2 separate regions of the Homo sapiens genome follow, and region 2 is linked to region 1. A link is a contact called in ENCODE Hi-C or POLR2A ChIA-PET data. All regions are on one chromosome and are shown on one strand. The core of a region is the stretch at or near the end of the contact, and the rest is flanking DNA. Distances in the headings are between cores, read along the strand shown.

The links. A loop is a pair of places that touch in the nucleus more often than their neighbours do. ChIA-PET counts read pairs that join two places held with the same protein, here RNA polymerase II (POLR2A). Pooled maps may share reads with other maps.
Region 2: a loop to region 1 is called in a pooled map, with 2.1 times the contacts of the local background. The contact joins the promoter of LSM2 here to the promoter of AIF1 in region 1. A Hi-C loop is called at or near these places in 2 of 168 maps with a recorded cell type or tissue (B cell and naive thymus-derived CD4-positive, alpha-beta T cell), 4 of 37 single-sample maps with no recorded cell type and 13 of 50 pooled maps. POLR2A ChIA-PET finds 5 or more read pairs at or near these places in 12 of 52 experiments (CD4-positive, alpha-beta T cell, CD4-positive, alpha-beta memory T cell, Caco-2 and 8 more).

The regions. Positions count from the first base shown.
Region 1 is chr6:31,610,917-31,618,012 of GRCh38, reverse strand. AIF1 (allograft inflammatory factor 1) reads right to left here and starts at 2,779. Exons shown (of 6, transcript NM_001623.5): 1 at 2,659-2,779; 2 at 2,431-2,492; 3 at 2,277-2,343; 4 at 1,868-1,909; 5 at 1,507-1,669; 6 at 998-1,197. The coding sequence starts at 2,683. The coding sequence ends at 1,113. It also overlaps the pseudogene UQCRHP1. RefSeq lists enhancers at 1,513-2,013, 2,014-2,514.
Region 2 is chr6:31,802,585-31,809,680 of GRCh38, reverse strand. It overlaps LSM2 (LSM2 homolog, U6 small nuclear RNA and mRNA degradation associated), which reads left to right and starts at 2,715. Exons shown (of 5, transcript NM_021177.5): 1 at 2,715-2,926; 2 at 3,539-3,606. The coding sequence starts at 2,924. HSPA1L (heat shock protein family A (Hsp70) member 1 like) reads left to right here. Exons shown (of 2, transcript NM_005527.4): 2 at 1-62.

The DNA.
Region 1 (7,096 bases), core at 1,530-4,029:
ATTCTCCTGCCTCAGTCTCCCGAGTAGCTGGGATTACAGGCACCTGCCACCATGCCCAGCTAATTTTTTGTATTTTAGTAGAGATGGGGTTTCACCATGTTGGCCAGGCTGGTCTCCAACTCCTGATTTCAGGTAATCTGCCCGCTTCGGCCTCCTGAAGTGCTGGGATTACAGGCGTGAGCCACCACGCCCAGCTGTAAATTCTTTGCTTTATTTAATAGCACCAGTTCTTTCATTCATCTACCCATTCAAGTGTTTTTTGTTTGTTTGTATGTTCGGTTTTTTTTTTTTGAGACGGAGTTCGCTTTTTAGTTGCCCAGGCTGGAGTGCAATGATGCGATCTCGGATCACCACAACCTCCACCTCCTGGGTTCAAGAGATTCTCCTGCCTCAGCTTCCCAAGTAGCTGGGATTACAGGCATGCGCCACCACACCAGGCTAATTTTGTATTTTTAGTAGAGACGGGGTTTCTTCATGTTCGTCAGGCTGGTCTCGAACTCCTGACCTCAGGTGATCTGCCCACCCCATCCTCCCAAAGTGCTGGGATTACAGGCATAAGCCATCGGCCCCGGCTCATTCAAGTTTTAAACATTATTGAGGGCTTATGATATGTCAGGCACAATAGCATAGGTCACTTTATCCCCATTTTTAGAAAAAAGCCTCACAGAGGCTGAGTGATTTGTCAAAGTGACAAAGCTTATAGTGGTGGAGAATGTTGGTTCATGGTATTCCTTGCTCTTCATGAAATCTGTCATGGGCCTGAGTACCTTGTTTGGACATGTGTTTTTGACCTGCCTGCATTCTTTGAGGTTAAGGCTGTCTTACACAGCTGGAATCCCCCTTGGTGCGTGAAACCATCTGCTGTAGTGGACACACTATAGCGTTGTTGATGGATTGTTCATATGGCCAAATCCTTGCCACCTTTCCCTCAAGACCTGTCTCTCCTTCCCAAACCCAGGAAAAAAATCACCCAAATAAAAACTAAGCTGACTTGATCTGGAGGAGGGGGTAATTTATTTAATTTGTTGACTCTGGCTTACAATTTTGTCTTCTGTTTCCATATCTGGGTCATTAGAAGCCCCTTCAATCCCATCATCCCTTTTCCCTTCAAATCAGGGCAACTCAGAGATAGCTTTCTTGGCTGGGGGGCCTGTTGGCTTTTCCTTTTCTCTCGCTTTTTCCTCATACATCAGGATCCTGGTTGAGATGGGAAGAGGCACAGGGATCAGGGAACACTCCTCTCAAGGGAATAAATCATAGGGTGCTAGGAAAGGCTAGAAGGGGATGGGGATGTGAGGGTGGAAGGGGGAAGAGGAAGGGCAGGGGTTGGAGTTTCTGGGGACCAGGACTATGGATAGGGATGGGGTCGGGACCTTGGAAGGGTCCCTCTAAGGATGGAAGAAGGGATGATGGGCAACGTGTAGAAATGTTGAGCCTGTGGACAAGGGTAGGGATGGGGGAGGAGAAAACAGGTAAGTACAGGGGAGGTTGGAAATTGACACTCACATTTTTAGGATGGCAGATCTCTTGCCCAGCATCATCCTGAGAAAGTCAGGGTAGCTGAACGTCTCCCCGGAGCCACTGGACACCTCTCCAATTAATTTCTTTAGCTCTAGGTGAGTCTTGGGGACTCCAAGTTTCTCCAGCATTCGTTTCAGGGACATGATATCTGGGGGCAGAGGATGGGGATGGGGAGAAGGTGGGGAGACCCTCTCTCTCCTCTCCCACTTCCGCATCCCCATTCTCCTTCCTCCCACTGTGGTAGGTGGGCCCCCTCCCAAATCATGAGGAATGGAGCATGTAGGAGAGACCTCTGTCTTCTTAGGCCTGCACACCACCCTGCCCCCGCAAATCACCCGTTTCTCACCAATATCGCCATTTCCATTAAGGTCAAACTCCATGTATTTCTCTGGGTGAGGGGAGAGAGCAGAAGGGATAAGCGCTGACTGGAGGGTTTTCAGCAGGGGACTGAGGAAGGGGTTGCCAACCAACTGCTAGGTGGAGGAGACAACGTGGAAGGAGGAGGAGGGGCAGGCAGAGGAAGTGGGGTTGGGGAGTTGAGGGGCCCCGCTAGGGTGTAAGGAGCTAGAGGGGATGCTGAGAGAGGCAGGCCCGGGAAAGGGACCGCAGTGTGGCAGGAGGGCAATAAAGGCAGGTTCCCCTTTTGCTACCACAAAAGTAAACTTTTTATCTCTGCTGTTCCTGCCTTGTTCTTGTGGAAATCCTAACCCTCCTACCCCCAGCCCTGTCTCCACCGCCTACAGTTTCCCCCTCACCTTTGAAGCCTTCCAGTTTGGAGGGCAGATCCTCATCACTGCTATATTTGGGATCGTCTAGGAATTGCTATGGAGGGGAAAATAAGAGCCAGGGTAGGCCCTCCCCATCCACGCCCCATCCCCCTGGCTCTGCCCCCTTAGTTCTTCCTTCTACCTTGTTGATCTCATCCAGCCTCTCTTCCTGCTGGGCCTTCAGCAGTCCGAAAGCTTTTCCTCCTGTGGGGTGAAAAAAATTAATCAGCCCTCATCCCTCCCTTCCTCTCCTTACCCTGACACCAGCCCGGGCTACCCTAGGCCAGCTGACTGCCCTCCTAGCCCACAGCCCAGGTCTGTCCATCTCATTCCTCCGATCTAATGCCGCTGCCTATCCCACCCTCCCTACCCTGTAAATCCCTGGTTTGGCTCATAGCTCAGCAGATGCTGGTAGAGGTGGGGAGACAGACCAAGCTGGAGGCCTCTGTCTGCAGGCTCTCCTTCTCTCCCACCAGTCTTCTCAGAAGCCTTCCTCCCAAACTTCCCCTTTCCCCTCATTCCTTCCTCCTCTGCCTCCCAGACCTCACTTCCCCATCAGGTTCTGCTGACACTAGCACCCCAGGAAGGAGGGGGAGCCTGGTGTGAAATGCAGATTAGAAAATAACATTCTCCCAAATTCCTCTTAAATGAGAGCCCAGTGTGCGCATGAAACAAATATTTTGATAAGCCACTGGAGGTGTGCAGGAAGGGCAGGAAGACACCAGGGATATTTATTCTCAGGAACTAGTATTTTTGAACAGGTCCAAGGTTCAGGTAATGATAAGACCTTGCATTTTGTCAGGTTTCATGAGTCTGGGCAGGCAGCTGTGGATAGGAAGACAAGGAAGGGCTGGCTGAATTTTTCTGCTCTGTAGATCGGAGAAGAATCTGAAGTCTGCTGGCAGCTCCAGGAGGGTGACAAGATGGGCACAGGGTTTAGAAAGGGAGAGAAACCTCACTCCCAGCCTGGCAGCTCCAAGGAGGCCCTTAAAAATATGGAAATGTCTAACAAAACATTTTAATTTGTTTGCTTTAGAATGTGCAACGTAACCCTCTCATCTTATCTCCTTTGAAATCTTTAGTAAAATCTATAGAGATCAGGAATTTAAGAGTTTAAGTAGATTCTTTGGAGGAACTGAAAGTGGTACTTAAAGAAACAGCGTTTGTGGACAGAAGAGCCAGGGAGTGAGGCTGACATCAGGTTTGCACACTGCACGTGCGTGCACACATGCAGGCATGTTTGTGTGATGGTGGTGCTGGTCACTGTGGGTTCAACAGAGTGGATGATAGCCTCTGACACATGCCTCCCTAGGCATAACCTTTATCCCCTCTGTCACTCTGTTTGGCCAGTCGCTTCTTGGAGAGGTGAGGACAGCACATTTCCCTCATTGAGATTTCCTGGTCCAAACTCCCTGCCCAGGGCTCCATCTACCCTGCCCCGGCATTGATGAAGACACCTTTCCTTCTCCCTTCCCCCCAACATATTTCCTTTTCTGTAGCTGGGAGTTTTCACTTCTCACTGCCCTCTCCCTGACCCAAGCCAGGTAGGGGAGATGCTGGAGTGGCCTCTGGCTGCTGCTGCTGCTTTTTTTTTTTTTTTTGAGTCGGAGTCTTGCTCTGTCGCCCAGGCGGGAGTGCAATGGTGCAATCTCGGCTCACTGCAACCACTGCCTCCTGGGTTCAAGCAATTCTCCTACCTCAGCCTCCTGAGTAGCTGGGACTACAGGCGCCCACCACCACGCCCAGCTAATTTTTGTATTTTTAGTACAGATGGGGTTTCGCCATGTTGGCCAGGATGGTCTCTATCTCTTGACCTTGTGATCCACCCACCTCAGCCTCCCAAAGTGCTGGGATTACAGGCATGAGCCACTGCACCTGGCTGGACTCTGGCTTCTTGACTTCCCTTTATTGCAGCTACATTCTCCTGCTGCAGAGAGAGCTGCAACCCTGTACTCCCAATGTTCTCAGTGCCTGCTGGGAGGAACTCACTTCTTTATTCATACGTTCACTCAACAGATATTTACTGAATGCTTACTATATGCCAGACATGCCTCTAGGCCCAGAGAACCCAACAAATGAAAACTCTTGTCTTCATGGTTGATCTAATTGGGGAAGGCAGACAATACAAATAAATAAGTATATTAAAGGTGCTAGGTGGCCAGGCGCAGTGGCTCACGCCTGTAATCACAGCACTTTGGGAGGCTGGGGCAGGCGGATCACAAGGTCAGGAGTTGGAGACCAGCCTGACCAACATGGTGAAACCCCATCTCTACTAAAAATACAAAAATTAGCAGGGCCTGGTGGTGCGTGCCTGTAATCCCAGCTGCTCAGGAGGCTGACGCAGGCGAATCGCTTAAACCCGGGAGGCAGAGGTTGCAGTGAGCTGAGATCGCGCCATTGCACTCCAGCCTGGGCAACAGAGTGAGACTCCGTCTCAAAAAAAAAAAAAAAAAAAAAAAAAAGGCGCCAGGTGCCTATGGAGGAAAACAAAGTAGGGAAGAGGGGACATAGGAGTATTATTGCCAATGGTCCCCAGTTTTTTGTTTTTTGTTTTTTGTTTTTTTTTTAAACGGAGTCTCACTCTGTCGCCCAGGCTAGAGTGCAATGGCTTGATCTCAGCTCACTGTAACCTCCGCCTCCTGGGTTCAAGCGATTCTCCTGCCTCAGCCTTCCGAGTAGCTGGGATTACAGCCACCTGCCATCATACCTAGCTAATTTTTGTATTTTTGTAGAGGCGGGGTTTCACCATGTTGACCAGGCTGGTCTTGAACTCCTGACCTTAGGTGATCTACCCACCTCGGACTCCCAAAGTGCTAGGATTACAGGCGTGAGCCACTGCACCCAGCTTTTTTTGTTGAGACAGAATCTCGCTCTGTTGCCCAGGCTGGAGTGCAGTGGCACAATCTCAGCTCACTGCAACCTCTGCCTCCCGGGTTCAAGCGATTCTCCTGCCTCAGCCTAACGAATAGCTGGGATTACAGGCGATCACCACTATACCCGGCTAATTTTTGTATTTTTAGTAGAGATGGGGTTTCACCAAGTTGGCCAGGCTGGTCTTGAACTCCTAACCTTGTGATCCTCCCACCTTGGCCTCCCAAAGTGCTGGGATTACAGGTGTGAGCCTGACTTGTCCCCAGTTTTAAATATGGTGGTCTGGCCAGACACGGTGGCTTACGCCTGTGGTCCTAGCCACTTGGGAGGCTGAAGTGAGAGGATCGCTTGAGCCCAGGAGATCAAGGCTGCAGTGAGCCATGACCGTGCCATTACACTCCAGTCTGGGCAACAGAGTGAGACCCTGTCTCAAAAAATACAATAAAATAATAAAATAAATAGAGTGGTTAGAGAAGCGTTCTCTGAAAAAGTGATATTTGAGCAAAGATTTCTTTTCTTTTTTTTGAGATGGAGTCTCACTCTGTCACTCAGGCTAGAGTGCAGTGGTGCAATCTCCACTCACTGCAACCTCCACCTCCCGGGTTCAAGTGATTCTCCTGCCTCAGCCTCCAGAGTAGCTGGGATTACAGGCACCTGCCACCACGCCCAGCTGGCTAATTTTTTGTATTTTTAGTGAGACGGGGTTTTACTATGTTGGCCAGGCTGGTCTTGAACTCCTGATCTCATGATTCGCCCACCTCGCCCTCCCAAAGTGCTGGGATTACAGGTGTGAGCCACCACGCCTGGCCGTTTGATCAAAGATTTTAAGCAAGCAAAGGAACAAGCCTCTGTCTTCCTAGGCCTGCACACTTCCCCAAATCACCTTTTTTCACTGATATCTCTGTTTCCATTCTGGTCAAACTTTATGTATTTCTTTGGGTAAAGAGAGAGAACAGACAGGGTAAGCACTGGCTAGAGGGTCTTTGGCAGAGGATCGAGGAAGGCATTGCCAACCAAGTGCTAGGTTGAGGAGAGGATGTGGAAGGAGGAGATGGGGCAGGCAGAGTGGGCTTGGGGAGTTGAGGGACCATGTAAGGTGGATATACGGCTAGAAAGAAAAATACTTATTTTTTTTTTTTTGAGACAGAGTCTCCATCTGTCGCTAGACTGGAGTGCAGTGGCGCGATCTTGGCTCACTTCAACCTCCACATCCTGGGTTCAAGCGACTCTCCTGCCTCAGCCTCCCAAGTAGCTGGGACTACAGGTGCGCACCACCATGTTCAACTAATTTTTGTAATTTTAGTGGAGACGAGGTTTCACCATGTTGGCCAAGATGGTCTCGATCTCTTGACCTTGTGATCCACCCACCTTGGCCTCCCAAAGTACTGAGATTATAGATGTGAGCCACTGCGCCTAGCCAGAAAAATATTTATTGATCCTAAAGTGGAGTCAGCGCCACTGTTGCTGCTAGTGTTGAATCCAGAACCATAGCTGGACATGGGATCAGAGGATGAACAAGAGATGCTGACTGGGCCTAGAGATGGCAAGGAGGAGGAGGAAGAGGAAGAGGAGGAATTAGTCAATTCCTAACAAAAGCGAGAGAGCAGTGCGTGCAGCTGAAGAAAGGAGTAAAGTCTCGGAGCAGCTGGAGCTCTGTGATGAGCACGTGTCTTCCAGATCACAGACAGGAGAGGATTGCACAAAGCTCTTTGACTTCTCTAATGCAAGGGACCATTGCATGGCCCACAAATCCTTTAACAGTTTGAAATGAATGTGCAGACTCCTTCACCCCAGCTTTCATCACCTGGGCATTTCTCTATGGTTTTAAATATAACATTTGTTTCTAATTTGTGTAACTATAAGTCCATGTGAACCTCATGGATTTTTGGCTTAGGCAAATAGCTTCTCTGTAATTGGCAGCAATTCCATCTTAATAA
Region 2 (7,096 bases), core at 1,466-3,965, 190 kb before region 1:
GAGAGCATGTGTTCTCTGATTGTGAGGTCACTGTGAATGATTAAATTGGTAAGGGTAAAGTATTTGAATTTTCATGAACTCATTTTGTGTGTGTGTGTGTGTGTGTGTGTGTGTGTGTGTGTGTTTTGAGAGACAGTCTCGCCCTGTCACCCAGGCTGGAGTGCAGTGGCACAATCTCAGCTTACTGCAAGCTCTGCCTCCTGGGTTCACGCCATTCTCCTGCCTCAGCCTCCCGAGTAGCTGGGACTGCAGGTGCCCCCCACCATGCCCGGCTAATTTTTTGTATTGTTTTAGTAGAGACGGGGTTTCACTGTGTTAGCCAGGATGGTCTCGATCTCCTGACCTCGTGATCCGCCCGCCTCGGCCTCCCAAAGTGCTGGGATTACAGGCGTGAGCCACCGTGCCCGGCCCATGAACTCATTGTTTCAATCAGCCACATAATTTTTGATCCTCAGACACCTTTAGCACAGATGGAACAGATGGCAAACTATAACTGCTTTTAATCAGTTACAAGCTGGTTTTGGAGTTTAGGACTCAACTGGGGGTGGAGGGACAAATCCTGCTTGATGTCCTGATGTCACTTATAGGTAAGGTCCAGGAGATTCAGCATCTATGCACTCACAGAGTTCATTGTTTACATCCATTACATGGAGAAAATATTTCTTTTCTTTTTTTTTTTTTTTGGAAACAGTTTCGCTCTTGTCGCCCAAGCTGGAGTGCAATGGCACGATCTCGGCTCACTGCAAACTTTGCCTCCCAGATTCAAGCGATTCTCCTGCCTCAGCCTCATGAGTAGCTGGGATTACAGGCGCTCACCACCATGCCCGGCTAATGTTTGTGTTTTTAGTAGAGACGGGATTTCACCATGTTGACCAGGCTGTTCTGAACTCCTGACCTCAGGTGATCCACCCACCTCAGCCTCCCAAAGTGCTGGAATTATAGGCGTGAGCCACCGTGCCCAGCCCCAGAAAATATTTCTATAACAAACTCTTGACAAATAAGTATGTCTATGCAAGATGACAAATACAAGTTTTATGAAGTCTCAGTCCATGAAAAAATATTTTTACCAGCTGGGCACAGTGGCTCACGCCTGTAATCCCAGCACTTTGGGAGGCCGAGGCGGGCGGATCATGAGGTCAAGAGATTGAGACCATCCTGCCCAACATGGTGAAACCCCGTCTCTACTAAAAATACAAAAATTAGCTGAGGACGGTGATGCGTGCCTGTAGTCCCAGCTACTCAGGAGGGTGAGGCAGAGGAATCGCTTGAACCCGGGACGTGGAGGTTGCAGTGAGCTGAGATCGTGGCACCACACTCCAGCCTGGTGATAGAGCGAGACTCCATCTCAAAAACATTTTTTTCTTTTACCTGTGTCCTAATACATATTTATAAAAACCTGGGGGATATGAGTTAGAATAATATGTAACTGCATTTCTGTCTGTTTGTGTTTGAAACATTTAACAGTGAAATGTTAGACTGGGTTATTTGTATCTGTGAGCCACAGTCTCTTTAGTTTTACACAGTCCTTTACAGGACAGTCTTGGCAAAAGTGTGTAAGAAATGCGGAGATTGAGGTTGGCTCCTTTGGAGAAATGTATTTATTGGTAACCTTTGATAAAATCAAAATTTGTGCTCCAGCTCCTCCTTATCTCTGGGACTGCTCAACGTTGTTTGTTTATAATTTTCTTTTTTCTAGAGAGAGTCTCGCTCTGTCACCCAGGCTGGAATGCAGTGGGGAGATTGTAGCTCACTGTAACTCTTGGGTTCAAATGATCCTCCTGCCTCAGCCTCCCCAAATGCTGGGATTTACAGGCCTCAACATTTTTTGTTTTTTGGGATGGAGTTTTGCTCTTGTTGCCCAGGCTGGAGTGCAATGGCAAGATCTCCACTCACTGCAACCTATGCCTCCTGGATTTACAGGCGCGTGCCACCACACCCGGCTAATTTTTGGGTTTTTAGTAGAGACAGAATTTCGCCATGTTGACCAGGCTGGTCTCGAACTCCTGACCTCAGGCGATCCACTTGCCTTGGCCGCCCAAAGTGCTGGGATTACAGGTGTGAGCCACTGCTCCCGGTCATTTTTTTTTTTTTTTTTTTTGAGACGGAGTCTTGCTCTGTCGCCCAGGCTGCAGTGCAGTGGCGCGATCTCGGTTCACTGCAACCTCCGCCTCCCAGGTTCAAGCGATTCTCTTCCCTCAGCCTCCCGAGTAGCTGGTATTACAGGAGCCTGCGACCACGCCTAATTTTTTTTGTATTTTTAGTGAAGATGGGGTTTCACCATGTTGGCTAGACTGGTCTCGAACTCCTGACCTCACACAATCCACCCACCTAGGCCTCCCAGAGTGCTGGGATTAAAGGCTTGAGCCACGGCCCTCGGCCTTTTTTTCTTTTTATCAGCTGAATTTAAGATTCAAAACATTTTTTAATTTTATTTTTTAAATTTTATGTTTTTACTTTAACAAATATAGAAAAGTGCACACTTCATAATCTTAACAAACTCCCCACAATTCTCGATAGGAAGTGTGTGTAGGGCACAAACACATCACGCTGTAGATGGCAGGATTCTGGAAAAGAACAAAATCCTTTGAGCTCAGGCGCTGAGTCCCGCCACCCGTCTGGCAGCCCAGGCTAGGGTCCGCGCCTGCGCAATGGGAGCCGGCCGGCCAGGGAGGAAGTCGGAATGAAGGAAACCCCGCCCCTTTCCCGGCTTCCTCCTCCCCTCTACTCTACCCAGCTTGCGCTCCCCAGCCGCAAGTCGGCCGCGCTTTGCCCGTCAGCGCTTGGAGCTTTCTGCGTCGCTTCCCGCTGCGCCTGCGCGGTCCCGCCTCGCCCCACGCGCGGGCTCGCGCTTCGGTTTCCCCAGACCTGCTCGCAGCACCCTGCTGTCTTCCCGGTCCGGCCCGCTGCCCGCGGCGCCAGCACCATGGTGGGTACCGTGACGTCAAAAGGGGGCGCCCTCGGGGACCTCGCATGGTTGGGGCGGGGGATCTGGCCTTTGTACCCCTAGGCTGGAGTTAGGTCCGGAGTTTTTATCTTCATCTTTAGTACTGTACTGTTTCTCAGGTTCATTGAGGAGGCACTGAGAACAAATGGGATATTTTTTCCATGATGAGGGAAAAAACCCCAACCCTGAGAGAGATTCAGTGAGGATAGCGGGAGACGGAAAAGTTAGACCTCAGAGCACTTCTCTGCCAGGCAAGCTTCGGCAGGGTGCGGGTGGGATATTTTCTACAATTCATTGAAAGGAGTGGGCAGGTACCCGAGAAAGGTGGTCGACTGAGAGAGCACAGTGGGGAGGCCGACGTATGCAGGGCAGAGTCTCTCTGGGACTTTAAGTGATGGGCTCAGTGCAGTGTGCAGAATAATTTGGGCTCCAGCCTTTCAGCTCTGTCAACCAATTATTCTTTCCTGTGAAATTTTGAGAACTGTCAGGGATGCAGTGGGGTTCACAATACCAGTATTTGGTAATACTGTCAAAGGACACTCCTCCCTACCATGCTCCTTCCCACATGATGGTTTTCCCCCTCTCTCCCAATAGCTCTTCTATTCTTTTTTCAAGTCCCTTGTGGGCAAGGATGTGGTCGTGGAACTAAAGAATGACCTGAGGTAGGTACCTGTTCCAACAAGTCTGTTGGGGGTGGGTGTGCCCAGGGCCCTGGAACCTCTTTAATTTGAGAAATATTTCAGGGCTAGGCGAGGTGGAAGATGTACAGAAGAAATAAATGGATAGGGTGCAGTGGCTCAAGCCTGTAATCCCAGCACTTTGGGAGGCTGAGGAAGGAGGAAAGCTTGAGCCCAGGAGTTTGAGGCTGCAGTGAGCAGTGATTACTCCATTGCACTCTAGCCCAGGCAATAGAGCAAGACCCCATCTCTAAGAAAAATTTTAAAATTTAGCAATAAATAAATGCCTTGTGCCTTAAATTTACAGATAAGCTTAGAGATTGTATCGTGTATTGGAAAACAATACAAAGCAATATATAGTTTAAAGAGTAAATACAGGTCAGGCGCAGTGGCTCACGGGCTGGACGTGTGGCTCATGCCTGTAATCCCAGCACTTTGGGAGGCCAAGGTGGGCGAATCACGAGGTCAGGAGTTCAAGACCAGCCCGGTCAAGATGGTGAAACCCTGTCTCTACTAAAAATACAAAAATTAGCCGGGCACGGTGGCTGGTGCCTGTAATCCCAGCTACTCGGGAGGGTGAGGCAGGAGAATCGCTTGAACCTGGGCGGCAGAGGTTGCAGTGAGCTGAGATCACACTGCTGCACTCCAGCTGGGTGACAGAGTGAGATTCTGTCTCAAAAAAAAAAAAAAGTAAGTACTAGGCTGGCCATGGTGGCTCACACCTGTAATCTCAGCACTTTGGGAGGCTGAGGCAGGAGGATCACTTGAGTCCAGGATGTCGAGACTAGTCTGGGCAACATAGTGATGAGACCTCTATTTCTATAAAAAATTAGCCAGGTGTAGTGTACATGCCTGTAGTCTCAGCTATTCGGGAGGCTGAGGTGGGAGGATCACTTGAACCCAGGAGGTCAAGGCTGCAGTGAGCCATGATTGTATCACTTTACTCCAGCCTGGTTGACAGAGGAAGACTCTGTCTCAAAAAAAGAACAGGCCAGGCCGGGCGCGGTGGCTCACGCCTGTAATCCCAGCACTTTGGGAGGCCGAGGCAGGCGGATCACAAGGTCAGGAGATTGAGATCATCCTGTTTAACATGGTGAAACCCTGTCTCTGCTAAAAATACAAAAAATTAGCCAGGCGTGGTGGCATGCTCCTGTAGTTCCAGCTACTTGGGAGTCTGAGGCAGGAGAATGGCGTGAACCTGGGAGGCGGAACTTGCAGTGAGCCAAGATGGTGCCACCGCACTCCAGCCTGGGTGACAGAGCAAGACTCCGTCTCAAAAAAAAAAAAAAAAAAAAAGAAAAAAAAGAACAGGCCATAGGCCGGGCACGATGGCTCATGCCTGTAATCCCAGCACTTTGGGAGGCTGAGGCGGGTGGATCACGAGGTCAAGAGAGCGAGAACAGCCTGGCCAACATGGTGAAACCATGTAGTGTATCTAATACCTAGCATAGGCCAGTTATATGATAGGTGCTTAAAGAAAGAAAAATAATATCCGAAGACGTATTGACTAACCACTATTCTGAATACATTTATTGATTGATTTCTCAAACACTGCTAAGTAATATATACTATTGCTGTTTTACACGAGGAAACTGAGGCTTAGATCAGCTATACCACTTGTTCAAGTCTACAAAACTAGTAAGTGACACAACTGAAATATGATTCTGTCCAGCTTTTTTTCTTTCTTTTTTTTTTTTTTTGAGATGGAGTTTCAGTCTGTCACCTAGGCTGGACTGCAATGGCGTAATCTCGGCTCACTGCAGCCTCTGCCTCCTGGGTTCAAGCAATTCTCTGCCTCAGCCTCCCTAGTAGCTGTGATTACAAGTGCCCACCACCATGCCCGGCTAAATTTTGTATTTTTAGTAGAGATGGAGTTTCACCATCTAGGCCAGGCTGGTCTTGAACTCTCGACCTTGTGATCCACCTGCCTCAGCCTCTCAAAGTGTTGGGATTACAGGCGTGAGCCACTGCGCCTAGTCCTACTTTCTTTCTTAAAATAATATTTATTTATTTAAAAATTAGAGACAGTGCCTCACTTTGTTGCTCAGGCTGGTTTCAAATTCTTTGAGTTCAAGCAGTCCTCTTGCTTCAGCTTCCCAAAGTGCTGGGGTTACGCGCATGAGCCAGCACACCTGGCCCTGTACTTATCTGTACAGTCCTTTAAATAATATGTACATTTAGGCCAGATGCGGTGGCTCATACCTGTAATCCCAGCACTTTGGGAAGTCGAGGCGGGTGGATGCCTGAGGTCACGAGTTTGAGACTAGCTTGGCCAACATGGTGAAACTCCATCTCTACTAAAAATACAAAAATTAGCCAGATGTTGTGTTGTGCGCCTGTAATCCTAGCTGCTCAGGAGCCTGAGGCTGGAGAATCACATGAACCCGGGAGGCGGACGTTGTAGTGAGCTGAGATCAGGCCACTGCACTCCAGCCTGGGCGACAGACTGAGACTCCATCTCAAAAAAAAAAAAAAAGTACATTTAAAATATTGATACCTGTTACCTCATTATCCTTTAGAAAGATGGGATCAATTGTATTCTCTTCCCAAAAGCGTCTTCCACATTTATTTTTTTGAGATGGGGGTCTCACTCTGTTGTCCAGGCTGTAGTGCAGTGGCACCACCATAGCTCACTCAGCCTCCTGAATAGCTGGGGCTATATGCCACCATGCCCAGCTAATTTTTTAATTATTTGGAGAGGCAGAGTCTCACTGTGTTGCCGAGGCTAGTCTGAAACTCTTGGGCTCAAGCAGTCCTGCCACCTTGGCCTCCCAAAGTGCTGGAATTACAGGTGTGTGCCACTGTGTCTGGCTGTCTTCCACATTTCTATGTGAGATAATTTTTTCATGGGTTACACGTTGACAGGGCAGGGAATGGTGAGGAGAGGGACTTAAGGGCCTTTGCGTTTTAGAACACAGGTTTCCATTTGTAGCACTGGCAATGCAAGTGATATTGATGTGTATAGATTGGGGCCACAGAGCAAGACAAGTACGGTAATCACTATCAGTCTTAGGCAATTTGGTGTGATGACTTGTTTTTGATTCTCCTCTTTTCTCCTTCCTGGGCCTTTTACATGGGAAGCCTAACTGTTGTGTTATAACCCTAGGCCCTAAAGTACCTTTATTTTTTTTATTTTATTTTGTTTTTGAGACAGAGTCTTGCCCTGTCGCCCAGGCTGGAGTGCAATGGCGTGATCTCGGCTCACCGCAACCTCTGCCTCCCGGGTTCAAGTGATTCTCCTGCCTCAGCCTCCCTGGTAGCTGGGATTACAGGCATGCGCCACAACGCCTGGCTCATTTTTTGTATCTTCAGTAGAGACAGGGTTTCACCATGTTGGCCAGGCTGGTCTCCCAACTCCTGACCTCGTGATCTGCCCACCCCAGCCTCCCAAAGTACTGGGATTACAAGTGTGAGCCACTGCACCCGGCCGTAGTAACATTTCTTTTCTTTTTCTTTTTTCTTTTTTTTATTGAGA